2 separate regions of the Homo sapiens genome follow, and region 1 is linked to region 2. A link is an interaction called in ENCODE POLR2A ChIA-PET data of the cell type or tissue named here. Cell type or tissue: PC-3. All regions are shown on one strand.

Evidence for each region. Peaks named below come from ENCODE experiments on the same cell type or tissue, not always from the same donor. Only the 100,000 strongest peaks of a DNase experiment are listed, where the experiment ranks them.
Region 1: POLR2A ChIA-PET joins it to region 2 with 9 read pairs; 2 of 35 experiments call an interaction of 5 or more read pairs at or near these places.

What each region holds. Positions count from the first base shown.
Region 1 is chr13:66,534,096-66,542,095 of GRCh38, reverse strand. All of the region lies in intron 4 of PCDH9 (protocadherin 9), which reads left to right. Among named protein-coding and RNA genes, the nearest start is that of PCDH9-AS1, 230 kb to the right of the region's middle. In PC-3, no CTCF peak of the experiment used is centred here; no DNase peak of the experiment used is centred here.
Region 2 is chr13:66,631,306-66,639,305 of GRCh38, reverse strand. It overlaps PCDH9 (protocadherin 9), which reads left to right. Exons shown (of 5, transcript NM_203487.3): 4 at 7,895-8,000. The region is part of intron 2 of LOC105370247 (a long non-coding RNA gene); the gene reads right to left. Among named protein-coding and RNA genes, the nearest start is that of PCDH9-AS2, 190 kb to the left of the region's middle. In PC-3, no CTCF peak of the experiment used is centred here; a DNase peak (open chromatin) is centred at 3,595.

The DNA.
Region 1 (8,000 bases), 97 kb after region 2:
TTAAAGGCTTCTCATCTGCTGTTTTACACAGATCTCCCAAGGCTTTTCCTTAACTCATTTTATCTATATGCGCAAGCCTTTTAAATGCAAACAAACATTGTAGGAACTAAAAATTAAAAGAGCCTCATTAATTTACAGACGAGGAAAACTACTCACCAATTACAGATAAGGAAAACAGTAATCAATTTACAGATAAACAAAACTCCAAGGAACTTCTCTGATTCTCTGGTTCAAGTAGATGCAGGAGCACATTTTCAGAATTCTTTCAGTTATTTGTCTATAACTGAGTATCTACTCTGTAGTGGGTCAGACAGTTTCCACCCGAAACTCATGTCCATTTGGAAACTCAGAATGTGGCCCTGTTATTTGGAAACAGGATATTTGCAGAAGTAATTGGTTAAGATGAGGTTACACTGGGTTAGAGTGGTCCGTAAATCCAATGCCAAACCCTTGGAAGAGTGGAGAGAGAAACGGAGAGAAGTACACTATGTGAAGCCACAGAAACACGCAGAGAAGATGGACATATGAAAACAGAGGCACAGATTGAAATTAGGCTGTCAGAAGCGAAGCAACATCAGAAACCACCGACAATTAAAAGAGGCAAGGAATATTTTTTTTCCTAGTGCCTTCAGAGCGAATATCTTCATGCTGACACCTTGATATTGTGCTTCTAGCCCTCAGAAATGTGAAAGAATAAATTTATGTTGTTTTAAGCCACCTTGTGTGTGGTAGTTTTGTATGACAACACTAATAATGAATATACTCTCATTACTCTTAACACCTGGAGGTTTCTCTACCTTACATTATTTTAGAAAAGAACAATGACACTTCCACAGAGAAACCTTAAATGACTTTTGTGCCATCTGAGAGAATATTGGGACTTTGTCTGTATAAAGAGGGAATGCCCCATTTTGCAACTTCCCTTCAGAGTCTTTTATAGTTATTAAAGTAGTGAAATGGATAAGTGTAATTTATAGTTAGAAGGAGGAAGGGATTCTTCAGAGGAGTTTGTTTAATGTACATCATTAGTTGACTTGAATTGAATTCTACTAAATCTAGACAAAACTTGTAACCCAATCCAGTCTGCTTTCCTAAGAGAATTCACTAACCTAATCTGGTGTGTGAAGTTCAATAAGTTAACTCCATTAGATTACAAATGAGCAGCCAAGGCTGTCAAAGATGTGGCCCTTCAAGGTGTGTTGCTCAATGTAGAGTCACACTGCAACCAAAGACTCATTAAACTGATCTAATTAAATAAAAACAATAACCCAAATAATTAAGGACAAAGTCAAGACCTTTAATGATACCTTAGCTTATCACTGATACTAAATGAATTTTAATTACCACTAATGGTTTATTGTATATCTAAGGCATAATGCAGTTAAAATCTGCCCAAAGGGGGTCAACCAGTTACTTGCGTACACTACGTACCCTTCTGGGAATCTGTATTAATTGTTCTTATACAGAAAGAAAAGTATGCAAAGTTCTCAAGGCATTTTCTGACAACTGTCAGCATAAGTGTGCATAAAATTTTAATTGTGTCTTGGGTGGCATCTAATATAAAATTATCCTTGAGAGCTTTTAAGAAACCTTTAAAATTTAGTTGCTATGTAAAAAAAGCTTAATAATAAAATTTCTGCTTATGGTGTTCATGCAGCAGAAGTTACCTTTAACTTACATGAACAGAACTGAAAGTTTGATTTGTGATTATGATAAAATTTAATTTCCTGTTAAAATTACTGTTTACAAAAGCAGCACTACAATGTTATATATTTATATGAGCCTACAATTTGCTTTTCAGCGGTTCCTTCATGAATATGTAAATGTGTATAAACTGCCTTTTTTCCCCAAAATTCAATATATTATTGCTCAGTTTTATTTAGAAGATTATTTAGGAATCAGTCATTAATATTCTAAACTTTGCCAGGAACAATGGCTCACACTTGTAATCCCAGCACTTTGGCACCTGAGGTGGGAGGATTTCTTGAGCCCAGGAGTTCAAGACCAGCCTGGGCAACATAGTGAAACCCTGTCTCTGCAAAAAAGTAAAAATTAAAAAATAGCTGGGCATAGTGGTTCAGGCCTGTAATCTCAGCTACTCAGGAGGCTAAGGTAGGAGCATGGCTTGAGCCCAGAAAGTCAAGGCTGCAGTGAGCTTGATTCCACTACTACACTGCAGCCTGGGTGACACAGCAAGACCTTGTCTCAAAAAAAAAAAAAAAAAAGGAAAAAAAGAAAATAAAAAAATAAAGAAAAATAGGAAAATATAAAATATGGATATTATTTTGGGTATCTCTTAGAAATAATTTTTGGGGAGGCAGCAAGGCAAAAAAAATTGTAAATGTTAAGCTTTTTGTGTTTACAAAAATAATGCAAGTATGTTTATCAGTTATGTATTACTGTGTAAAAACAAAACAAACAAACAAAAAAACCCAATACTCCATGACTTAAAGCAATAACCATTTATTTAGCTTCAGATTCTGTGGGTCAGTAACTTGGGCTGAGCTCAGCTGAGTGATTCTTCCAGCCATGTCTGAGCTCTATGATTGTATTCACCTCCCAATATTATGGCAGCAGAAGGGGAAGTAAACATGTCCTTTTTCACATGGCAGCAGCAAGAAATCCAAAGCAAAAGGGGGAAAGGCCCTATAAAACCATCAGATCTCATGAGAACTCACTATCATGAGAACAGCAACATGGTGGTAACCACACCCATGATTCAATTACTTTCTTCCGAGTCCCTCCCATGACACATAAGGATTATGGGAAATACAATTCAAAATGAGATTTGGGTGGGGACACAGCCAAACCATATCAAGATGTAAATGGTAACTTCAATGAAGGTAGTTCCAGTAGATTGTAGTAAGATGTTGAGTGAATATTGTTAAAGAGGTGAAGGTAGTGGATGTAAACTATTTTTCTGAGAAGTTTGAATCAAGAGAGAGAAAAATTTTAATTCTAAAATCTTCTATGAGCATATTAGACAGGTAAATATTGCAATATATAAATATATATGTACATATATTTTGTTGTACATTTTTGCTTCTATTTTCTGCAATGGTTTTAGAATCATGAGATACTGTGTTAAAAACATAGATTAATGTAGACATGTGTATATATAATTTATTTTAAAGTTTTGTTTCTATTTTAATTGTTCTAAAATGGGAAGACACTATATTTAATATTACGCTTCTCACTGAAGAATAATCTTCCGTCAAATATTTTGCTAAGACTAGACTCTTACACTCCCTGGAGAAAAATGCATTCCATCCCAAACCTGTAATGGTCTTCATCTTATGTATGATAGTTATGTGTCAATTGGCTAGGCCAAAGTACCCAGATACTTGATTAAACTTTACTTAGATGAGATTGACATTTCAATTAGTAGATTTTAGGTAATGCAGATCACTCTCCATAATTTGAGTGAGGCTTATTCAATCAGTTGAAGATTTTAATTAAAAAAAAAAAAGATTGACCCCCAACAAGGAAGAGGGAATTCTGCCAACACACTTCCTTTGGACTCAAATTGCAGCCCTTCCCTGAGTCCCCAGCCTGCCAGCTTGCTGTGCAGATTTGGGACTTGTGAGCTTCCACTATGTATATATGTCCTGTTGGTTCTGTTTCTCTGGAGAATCTTGACCATCACATTGCATTACACCAGGAGATGTGAATATTGAAGAATCGGGAAATGTAATTCAGTAAAAGGCACCATTCTTGTGAAATAATTTCCTCGAACTTTCTAGTTGTGGACAATGGTTATTGAATATTTGTCTATAAAAAGGTATTGAAAAGTATTAAATCATTGCCTTCCTGTGAAATATTATTTTTGTAGATGTTTCCCCAGTCTTAATTGCTTTCTATGTGCATGTTTTAATTGTTACCGCATCATCTTTCTTTCTGTCTCCATGAATAATATGCAGAAACCAACAGTGCAAAGCAGTAATTAATGAAAATATAAGTGAAACATTTGTATTGTCTGAACACCACTAGCACGAAAGACTTTTTGAGAGTATCTTTGTCACTGAACTAGGCTACCAAAGTAACTCTAATGAGAAGGGTAAAGAAAAACATATTTTACCTTTTTGTTTTCCTGTAATGAATTTTTGATTTTTCAGTGGCCTTAAAAACATAAAAAGATAAAAGGAAAAGTAAACTGATTTTTTCCCAGGAACAATCCACAATAAATTACTTGGAGAGTCCATTTGGAGTTTAATGAAAATTTTACTAGATAGTTTTTAAGATGAACATTTAACAAAAATGTTCACCTCACTTTGGTCACTAAACTACCAAAGCTAGAACACTTCCTATTTAGTGACTGAGTTACTCAGTGATCAAATGTGTCCTGAATTAAATATTTATTTAAATTAAAATAACTGTTTGAATGACTTCTGTGTTAATCTTTACAGAGTAAACACTAAAGCCTTCTTAACAGTCCAGAAAGCTCTGTGTAATTCAGACCTAAGCTCTTTCCTTGACCTCATTACCCCACATATCTCCCACGTTTCCCTCTGCTCCAGCACTGCAGGATTTCTTTTATTCTTCAAATGTGCAAAGCAAATTCTGCCTGGAATGCTCTTGGCCCAGTATCTGCATATCAAACTCCTTCATTTTGTGGAGGTTTTCTGTTTGGATGTTATCTTCTCTGTAGGCCTGTTATGCTACATAATATATCAACTGATCTTATTTCTTTCACCTATTTATTATATATATCAAAATATGTATACCAATTATGTGAAATATATGCTAATTAAATAGTTAATATGGACGATATAGATTTCAGGTTCACTTCAATCCAGACCTTATATCTTGAAAGAGTAACCCAATGTTCAGCACTCACTGAGCATAATGCATCATTGGCTGACTAATGAGCCCTGAAGACTCAGGGGTGCTCATGATCAGTGCGTACAATGCAACTAGTGGTTCTCATCGAGGCAGATAATTAGAAATACCTGAGCATGCTTCTGGCATTCCCATAAACACATGCTTGATAGCTATGCATTCAGTTATCCTCATCCTTTCCAAAATTGAGGTCTATTTGTCAAAACAGCAGTGTTGAGAGATAAATAAGCAAATTCATGTACACTTATAATTTTAATAATTCCATGTTGTACCCCCAAGGGATTTCAAAGAATTTTTTGAGAGCTTTTAGCTCCTAAAATTCGTTGACTGAGTCATAGGAAACTCATGAGTTGAATGCAATTCTGCAACTTTTTTTAATTCTTCAACTTGTCTGTTTACATATTGTTAAAACTGGTGTCTATCTGCTTTTAAACGCCCACTCATTTCAACTTGTACTTATAACTATTTGGGTACCTATTCTGTGATGATAGAAAAGCACGGTTTCATAACTTGAAATCAGTACTGTATTCATTTAGCATATACATTTTCAAAATATTCCATTCATCCAATTTTCAGAAGCTATATCTATTCATTTGAAAATTTTTGTAGAATTCAGTTAACATTTTTCTAATTTCTCCAAGTTATTCTTGGTCATTTGTATTTGTATTGTCTTGAAAATACAAAAATATCAAGACTTTCTTCATTTGTGCCTAGAAGAAAAAGCCACATTGAGTCATGTTTTCCTCACAGATATGTGATAATTGAATATTAAAATATACAGGAAGCATTTAGAAGATATAAAATAAGAACACAACAAAAATTTTCTAAAAGTGCAAAAAATTAAGTTTACTTTTAATGTTTAAAAAATAGTACCAAATGATTATGCCAATACCTGGTTGTTTTGATTGTTTTTGTTGTTGCTGTTATTACATTCACACCTGCATGGTATAAAAGGAAGAGCACTGGACAAGGAATCAGAAGATCTATGTTTGAGCTTCAGCTGTTGTACTCCCTGAGGTGTAAGACCTTAAATAACTCGCCTTATAAACCCAAAGAACATATTATTTATAATATAGAAGTAATACTTGTCCTACAACCATATGGGGTGGTATGAATAATCAATTGAGATATTAATGGAAAAATTGCTTTTTAAACTTAACAGATAACCTGTAAGTGGTGGGGAAGAGGAGCAGAGGAGCAGATACACGTGTGATCTTTAAGATAGCATTTGATAACTGATTTCCTCATTTTAATGATATTACAAATATAGCTAGAATCATTCAAAAACACTTTATAGTGGATATTTCTGGTTTAGTCTTTGAAACTTTCTTACTTCTGGTAACTAGCATCATATTCTTGGGGAGAAGTGCTCCCTCAAACTCCTATTTCAATTTTGTAGTTATAGTGGGGGCTGCCAATGATATCATATGGTTCTTGAAAAATTGGAGAGCATGTTACCCAAGCAGTGTCAACCAGAGCCTTTCCTGAGTAATATTTTAATTAGATGAACATAAAAGAAGAGGGATTTTTGAGATTCAAGTCTCTTGAGTCTACGATCCTCTAGGAAGCATAATAAGCATAATATCTGCTTTCTAGCTGGTAAAGGGGAAATTTTCTTGTGTTACATTCATAATCAATCCAGTTTAGTATGAAATTCTGGAAAGTGGCAATTCAAAACAAATTGATACTTTATATATAAAGTGGTATAAATTGTTGTAGTTGGGATTATGCCTGCTATTGCTTTTCTCACACCTGGTATTTAGTGGGGGACTGAGCAGAAGTAACTACAGCTGGTAAATGCAGCCAACCTATTAGCTTGTAATTCTAAGAAACTTTCAACAAGAATATTTGGAATTATAGTAAGATATTTGGGACTTAAAGAGGTTGCAGTGATACTCTGTTTCTTTTTTTAAAAAATTTCATATTGGTTAAAAGAGAACATTTTATTCCTGTATAATTCCCAATCTAGTGGTAAATAGCTGCAAAAGAAATGGGAATACTCAGAAAATGTTTAAAAACATTTATTTAACATGTAATTTACTGTTTCATTTACTTTCCATTTTCTAGTGTTTCATGTTCTGAAGAATATAATTTAAAAATTGTTGTTACTTTATTATTATTATCATTTTTATTAATCAGAATGTCAAAATTTTAGTGGTTCACTGACTTGATTTCTATTCACGCCACTTATACATGAACAATCAAGCAGATTTGGATCAAAGGACTCAGTAATGCTTCTTTATTACAGAGCCATTTAGTACTTTGGGAGCCAGGTGTATTTTTATACAATAAATTGAGGAAAAAAGGTGAGCCACTGTTTTATAATAAAATATGCCTGCCAGGTATTAATAACTATAGCTTGTGTCACAGTTGACAAGAGCTATTTTTGAATTTGTTATGAATTTCAGAATCTCTAACAACAGATTATGTTTCAAATATTCCTAGGGGTACTAGAAAAGGTTGTCGGCCTTGATGTATACTACATTCATTAGACAGTTATTCTGAGTCACCAGTTCGCATAGTTCTTATAAGAATGTGTGCAACTACAGTCATAACTTAAAGAAAAATATGTGTAAGAAAGAGAAAGGAAAATAAGCATACAATAAAAATTGAATTAAGCCATCTGCTGTGAACTGAATGTTTGTGTCCCCCCAAATTTATATGTTGAAACTCTAGCCCCCAGTGTGGTGGAATCAGGACCTTAGAGAATTAATTACATATTGAGATTGGGGCCCTCAGGAGTGGGATAAATACACTTATAGAAGGGACCCCTGAGAGCTGTCTTGCCCTCTTTCTGCCACATGGGGATACAAAGATAAATCAGCATTCTGCACACTAAAAGAGAACCCTCACCAGAACCCAACGATACTGTCACCTTGATCTCAGACTTTCAGCCTTCAGAACTGTGAGAAATAAATTTCAGTTGTTTATAAGCCACCTAGTCTATAGTACTTTGTTATAGCAGCCTGAACTAAGACAATAACTTTAAAAAGAAACAACTCAAAACAATCCATCTTTATAAAACTAGAGTTTTCACATTCTTCTGACTCTTTACAAAAAAATTTCCTGACTTTTAGTCCTAGAGAATATCTGCTACCTTCTAAGTTATATTGTTATATCAGTGTGACATGGTAGCTGGGGCTAGCTGCATTTTCAGTTGT
Region 2 (8,000 bases):
TGAGTTTTCCACACACATAAAAACAAGTCTCCACAACTAAGCATGCAGTTGAGTAGTAAGTTAGAACAAAAGCTGACAGCTCTATCCTCAAACAAAGCAGTTGCTTAGCGGCAAACAGCAAACTGGTTAAAAGAGCAGTAAGTAGAGTGCAGACAAACTCCCCCATTTCCTCTGAAAATACTGCTTGACTTTAAATGGCCAGTTATCATCTGCACCCAATTTCTACTTTATATAGCATGCATAAAACTAGGAATCAAAAAATTTATTTTGAAATTGCTGACACCTTCACATTCATCAAATAGGATCAGTGAAGTTGTTGCTTATTTTTCTCAAACACAAACTGAACCTTCCCATTTGTCTCCAAATCTTCTAAAATGTAAAAATTCAAAGAGGAAAGGAGGAAAGGCTGACAGCTAGTGGAATGTTATCATGTTTCACTTTGCAACTTCTAAAACAGGGCAGGGCTCTTAAAAGTTATTATGGAGGAGACAGGTAACTTTTCCCGTGAGAAATCACACTGAAGGATGGACAATAATATTTCGTTTCTACTCTGTCCCCTTTAGATTTCATACGTTAATTCCAGTTAACTCATCTTCATTCAGTAAATAAATATTTACTGTAAGCTCATAACATGTCATGTGTATATGTTCCTCATAAAAAATTGCTAGTTTTGATTTCATCAATCGTTATTTGAGGTTGTTAATATTTTTGTAACTCTCTAGATGAAAAAAAATTGCTCATTAAGACATGCAAAATTCACAATTATTCTGTTTTTGAGTCCAGAATTACTCTAGCAGTCTTTGATACTTTTCTATTCCTTTTATTTTTTATGTTCACAAATTGGCAGTAAATTTTAATTTATGGCTGGCAACAGATCTGCAGATTGTTTTGGCATAAACTCAGAATACAGTCCCTTCGCCTTTTTTTTCTTACCTAGATTTCTACTGATTAATACAGTGAAAGTCTCCCATTCACACACTGACCTTGCCTAAGTCTGCATAGTTTGCAAGAATTAGAAGAGAATGACATTATGAAAAGGTGACACAGCTGCTGGTCAAAACAATCCTCAGGACTGATGGCAAGGAGCTTAATGAAATTCTACTTTTTAGAATATGATCTTATTTAGGAAGTTGTGGAATATAGTATTTGTCTTGTTCACCATTGTAGTATTAGCAGCTCGAGTAGTGTCTAGAATATAATGGTACTCAATAATTATTTAAGTGAAGAGATGAATGAGCAATGCTAATACCTTTATATTGGAAATCAGAAATTGTGGTTTTTAGTTTGGTTCTCTCATTGAAACCTATATAGACAAGTCACTTTACCTTACTTCCTTGTCTAAAAAAATGTAACATACTAAAATAGAAAATTAAATTTCTTTTTTTTTTTTTTGAGAAGGAGTCTTGCTCTCTCGCCCAGGCTAGGGTTCAGTGGCATGATCTCGGCTCACTGCAAGCTCCGTCTCCCAGGTTCACGCCATTCTCCTGCTTAAGCCTCCCAAGTAGCTGGGACTACAGGTGCCTGCCACCACACCTGGCTAATTTTTTTGTATTTTTAGTAGAGACAGGGTTTCACCGTGTTAGCCAGCATGGTCTCGATATCCTGACCTCGTGATCCACCCACCTCGGCCTCCCAAAGTGCTCGGAATACAGGCGTCAGCCACTGTGCCTGGCCAGAAAATTAAATTTCTAAACAATTTCCCACTCAAAAAAGGATGTGATTTCTACATTAGTGGAGCCATTTTAACATAAGTACTTCCAATAAACAGCATAGAAAATTAACTCAGTTTTTGAGTTACAAATGATAAAATGACTCATAAAAAATTCTCAACTCATAAAGTATTTTATTTATTACCACTAGAAAAGTGCTTTATAATTTTATCTGTCAAAACTATTTATTATTCTTGAGAATGAACACACATAGGTACTAGTAATTTCCATAAATCATAAGTTCAGAAACCTTAAGGTTTAAGTCTCATCTTTCAAACATGAATGAAGTACATGTGTGTATTAATATTTGTTACCCTTAAGTCGAGTCTGCAAATATTCAGAGCAATAGCAAATTAGGCCATAACCATAGATTGCTTTTTGGGTCCCATTTACTTTACTTTCTAAACCACAATGAGTTTTGGATTTTATTAAGAGGAAATGTGTGCATGCATTGATTTAAGATGGTAAGACCGTATTGAGGAACTTACCATAGACTATCTTTATGACAGCTATTTATAAATTACAATTAAATTGTGTTCTTATAAAAATAAGAAAGTTCAAAATATTTCTAGTGAATATTATAAGAAATATGTGTATTAAAATGCAGTTTCCAGTCTCTATATTTTTTAACCCTCTTTGGAATGATTTCCTTTGCTACTTTGAGAAGAGATATATATGAAAATATTTCAAATAAAGAAAAATCAAATCTTTATTGGATTTATGCAGAGATATAGCAAAAACATGTTTGAATATAAAATTTTACCATGGTTTTGTATTTTAGTTCATCATAAGTACTTTCTTGATGGTATGTGTGTTTGTGTGTGTGTGTATGTATTTAGCAATAGATAGATACATAGATACATAGTTAGAATGATAGATAAATAAATGACATATTATTGCTCAAGCATGGCAAGGGAATTAAATCAAAATTAGGTACAATGTTTCCACGAGAAGATATTTAAAGAATTCTCTATACATAAAATCATATTTAAACAATTACAAATAACTTTTTGTTTCTATTTTCATAATATCAATGTATAACATTCCATTGGACAATAATTATTTTAAATGTCTGTCATTAATTAGATAATTGGTTTATTTAGTTGGTAATAATTGGCTTAGTGCTAGATTCATGTTGTTATCATGTTACTTGAGAAGGCAAGGATCTTTAATTGTGATGATTAAAAAACTACGTAAAGAAAGTGAAGAATGGAAGTTAGAATAACAGAAAAGAGATCAGAAGATTGTTTGGCATACCTTAGCTCAAGGGAAAACCCATATACCATATATCAAATGTTTCTGTTCTTCTGGATTAAGCTCTAATTTTCTATAAGTGATGAAGATAAACAATTAAAAATTGGGATATGTTTTATTATTACAAAGATAATGTGTTGAAATTTTAGTGTGGTCAAAATAATAACATTTTTGAATATCATAATCACATGACCAAACAATACTACTTTAAACACTTGGTATATGTGTGGTTGGAAATTAGCTTATGCAGATTCACACATACATACACATTAACAAAAATGCAATTCAATTTAGCAAAATATTTACTAACTTGATTTTTAACTTTAACAATAGATTATACATATTTTCTATGCTAATACATATTAATTGACATAACTGTAAGTATTGTCAATACTTAACACAACTATATGGTGTGATCTTTACAGGATATTATATAACTTACTAATCATCTATTAGACATTTTACTGTTTTCTTACCTTTAGACTATTTTATGCAGAAAACAATGACATTTACCACCAAATCCTTGCACATAGGAATGTCTGTAAATTCATAAGACTGAAATAGTAGGCTTGAATGTGAGTCATTCACTTGTGAATGCTATTGTATACCAGTAAGAAAAACATAAGAGAACCATTCAAGCAATGATTGGGATTTCTTAGGTGACTCATTCTTTCAGTGAGTCTTGAAGAACAATGCTCAGTGCAGGACATGTACATCTTCATTAGGCATCTCGAATGTTCCTTCTTTTGCTTTTCTTCTAAGCTGCAAGAAAAAAGTATTGTAGAGGTTCTTGGTGATATTTCTCAAACCCAACCAGTGTGTCACCTTCTGACTTTCAGGACCCTGTCTCTACACCCCCATGTGTGAACACATGGCACTATTAATTGTGTAGAGTAGAATTTCTGATACAAACTTTGCCTAATCAGAATTCATAGTGGCAGTCCTGACAGAAAATAAAGTGTGGAAGCCTTAGTAGTTACTTCTTTCATCCTATTCTTTCTCAAGCCAGCCAGAAATCTGTATATAACCTGTCAATGATAAATCAGGTAAACAAATGTGACATGCAAACAATTAACTGGACAGAGGCAATAATAATAAAAATATTTCCCACAGGATAAAATGGAATGGGTAAGAAATAGATTTAGGAAAACAAAATGTAACTGCCCAGCTCTGGAGAGGCTGAAGGAGTCTCACTGTAATATGTGTTGTCCCTCTTCAGCCAGTCAGGATTTGACTACATTTATAACCCAGACTGAGCTTATTTCCATAAAGATGAATCAAAATGCAAAATTTTTGGAGGCAGTAAGTAAACACTTTTTCCTCTGAATATACCATTATATATGTACTGGAAGGATAATGGGCAACTCTTCACTTTCTCCAGGAAGAAAACATGTATTCCTGGTTTTTAGTCTTTCCCACCCCACACTAAGAGCTGCGTCACCTCAGAGAAGGCCCTGAATTGACAAGATCAATAGGTTGCATGGTGAGGCATGCCAAATTCTGTGGATCACATATTTCACTTGTGAAAGAACAATACTTTTTTGGAGGGGGTGGGGGATAAGGGAATCACATCTTTAAAACCAGCCAAATATTGATAGACCATAAGCTTTAAAAATGTAGTTTTAAATTTCAATAATTATAGCTACTTTTTATTGACTATCTCCAATGTATCAAGTATTGCATAGCAGGAACACTATCTACTATGTGTCATGTATTGCATACCAGGAACACTATTTTTAGCCTTTCAACACTTCCACAGGCAAGGTATTATTTTCTATTTCTCAAGGCCAGGAACTCATTCAACAGCCATGAGGTCTGGTTCTGGCTTCTTTTTAAATTGGTGCTCTGCAGTTCAACCTGAGCAAGTACTACTGAGCCCTTAAACACAACAGAAATCCTTGTCTCCTACACCTTATTGGTCTTTGTTTTTCTGCATGTCAATTTATTCAGTTCATCTCCTTACATCTGCCCTGATAGTTCAGACATTCTTTTACTTGCATCAATCATTATGATGATAAAGATGGGTTTGTTTCATCAATTTGCTTCATACCGTAATATCCATGTACTGATTCTTAATCCATACACATCACCACTCTCCCTCCCATCAGACTGATAGATTGTGCACAAATCTGCCAATTAAGACTTAAACATCTGAGTCAAATTAATTCAGAAAGATTTTCATAAGCCTCCATAGTTTAAACATTATATCACTCCAATTTACAGTGTCTAATTGCAAATAATTTATAGTAAATTTACATTTTTCTTATTCTCACTTATAAAGTGCTAAAGAAAAATAGTGTAGTGTATGTGAAACAGACTCTAATAAGCTATATTTGAAATAGTTTTGGAAAACAATGTTTTAGTTTTTCTTTTCAGTGTAATCATTGTACCAGGTATATAGTAGATGCTCAATAAAAAATTGTTACAAGGACCACCTGCAAGAACTGCAGGATTAAGGTATAACTAGTCGTGCATATTTAAACATTCATTATGAGGAAGAAATATCGTCATTAAAACAGTGTTAACTATGTTAAAAAATCTCACAGATGTATTTTTTTCTTTTTTACTTCTGTCTTTCAAATATATACTTCTTAATGGCTTAAGGGACTTCCAGAAATGCTTTACGAAGATTCAAGAATCATTTGTTTCATTGCTTTTCTCTTAAGACTTGACTTCTTTTTACTCACCAGAGTTAAGAGGTATTCCTCAAGAGATAATACCAAAGACACATTAAAATCTAGGAGTTTTCAGTAGATCAGTCACTGTAAAAGCTATGTTTGACAGTCATCCATAATAAGCACTGTGGTTCCTAGTACAGTCTTTATCACAAAAGGATATTGATAGATTGAGGGCATATTGAAACATAAATGGCTAATATTTGTATTATTGGTTTTCCCTGAAGAGTTAAATATATATAAGAGAGTAAACACTACAATAAATAAACATGGTAGCATGATCTTTCTTAGCCAGGAAGAAATACATTTCAGATATTAATATTCAAGCTTAGCTTGCCTTTTCTATAGCACTCACCTAGGCACGTTTCAAAACCTTTGAGAAGGGAATGATGTTCTTGAGATACATGTGCATGAAGGTGAAATGTGTTACAATAGAGGCAATTAGTACCATTTATGATTATAGTTTTTGTGATGTTGGCATCAGTTCATTAAAAATGTACTGAACTATCAACTCATTTCACACAGATCATTGAACAGCAGTAAAGTGATATCATCTCTACTCCATTATGACTCTGAATTGGATTTGAACCAGTGACTCACAGGATATAGGCTGTCTTCTGTTGTCAGTCTATAAGTATGCATTCATACAGTTTCAGTATACCTATCTATACTATTTTGTTTCTAACCGCAATCCTTTTTCTTTGAAATGGATACAATCTATAAATTGTCTCTTGAAAAGCACAAATTTTAGGTACTAGAAAATGATTATATTGTACATTATATACTTGTATATTATATATTTTTTAATATATACATTCATCATTTTATTAATTCTGAATTTAAGTGGTCATATGTAGCATGGTATCGAAAGGTCTTTTGGCTGCTAGGCAGAAAGAAAACTAGGTTTATTCAAATAGCGCAAATGTACTACTCTCATACAATTCTCTAAGGCCTAAATCTCCACCCCACATAATTATAAATATTCTCAGAGATCATAGCAGCTAAAAGAGCATTTTCCAAGAGAACTAAACCAATCTGTGCTGAGGAAACATTAAAATGTATTATTTTTTATGAGAAAACTTTTTTGGTAAACATGACAATGTATTGAAGTTACCATGTATACACTTTAGGTCACATCTGAGAGTGACATTGTGCACATAGATACCAAAGTGATATTCCAAATACCTTTCAACTAGGATATTCTATTCTACTACCAGTGTAGCCAAAGATTAGAGTGATAGCTGGGTCAATGGTCAAGAATAATTTCTAATTTAATCTCTTTTAAAATATAGTCTTCTTTTTATGTATATCAATAGCAATTGCATAGAACTTCATTATTTAAAATACTAATTTTAGCACAGCTAGTTCAGTCAGTCGATCCTGAGACTCTTCAAATAATAACTTTAATTAATTATTCCAGTATTGCTTTAGGGACACTTACATGGGTACGGTGTCCTTTAAAAATAGCAGGTGGGCTGGGCATGGTGGATCATGCCTGTAATCCCAGCACTTTGGGAGGCCAAGGCGGGCGGATTACCTGAGGTCAGGAGTTCAAGATCAGCCTGGCCAACATGGTGAAACCCCATCTCTACTAAAAACACAAAAATTCAGCCGGGCATGGTGGCATGCGCCTGAAATCCCAGCTACTTGGAAGGCTGAGACAGGAGAATCGCTTGAACCTGGAAGGCAGAAGTTGCAGTGAGCCAAGATCGCGCCATTGCACTCCAACCTGGGCAACAAGAACGAAACTTTGTCTCAAACAAACAAACAAACAAACAAAAAGGAGGTGGTACTGTAGGAAATATGTTGACTACAAATGTTACCCTAAAAACATCAAGTAAGCACAATGTCTGGTCATTCAAAAGAAATGAAATATTGCATTTTCTAAGTATTTATTTAGATTTATCAAAAGCATATTTGCATATTTCATCTTATTTAATTTTTTTCTGTAATTTTGTCGACAGTATAAGTTTTGTTTAGTTTTGTTTTGCCTTTCTTGTTACACTTTTCAAAGCCCCAACTTTAGTTTTAAGGTCGTGAATTATACAAGATTGAAATTCTTTTTGGTATTTTGCTGGTTGGCCATTACATAGTAAATGGCAAGTAATTAATACTTGTTCTTAGCTTTGTTCCTAGTTTGGTTTATTTTGCTTTTACATTGTGTTACTTGTTGAAAGTGTTTTGATTTTGTGTTCCACTAGGCCTGTTTTATTTGAGAGGAGTGTTAATCAGCATGTCCTGTGGTCTTCTTTGTAGTCGCAGCGCCGTGTTACGTTTCATCTCCCTGATGGCTCCCAGGAAAGCTGCAGTGACAGTGGTCTAGGAGACCATGAGCCGGTGGGTAGTGGAACCCTGATCTCAC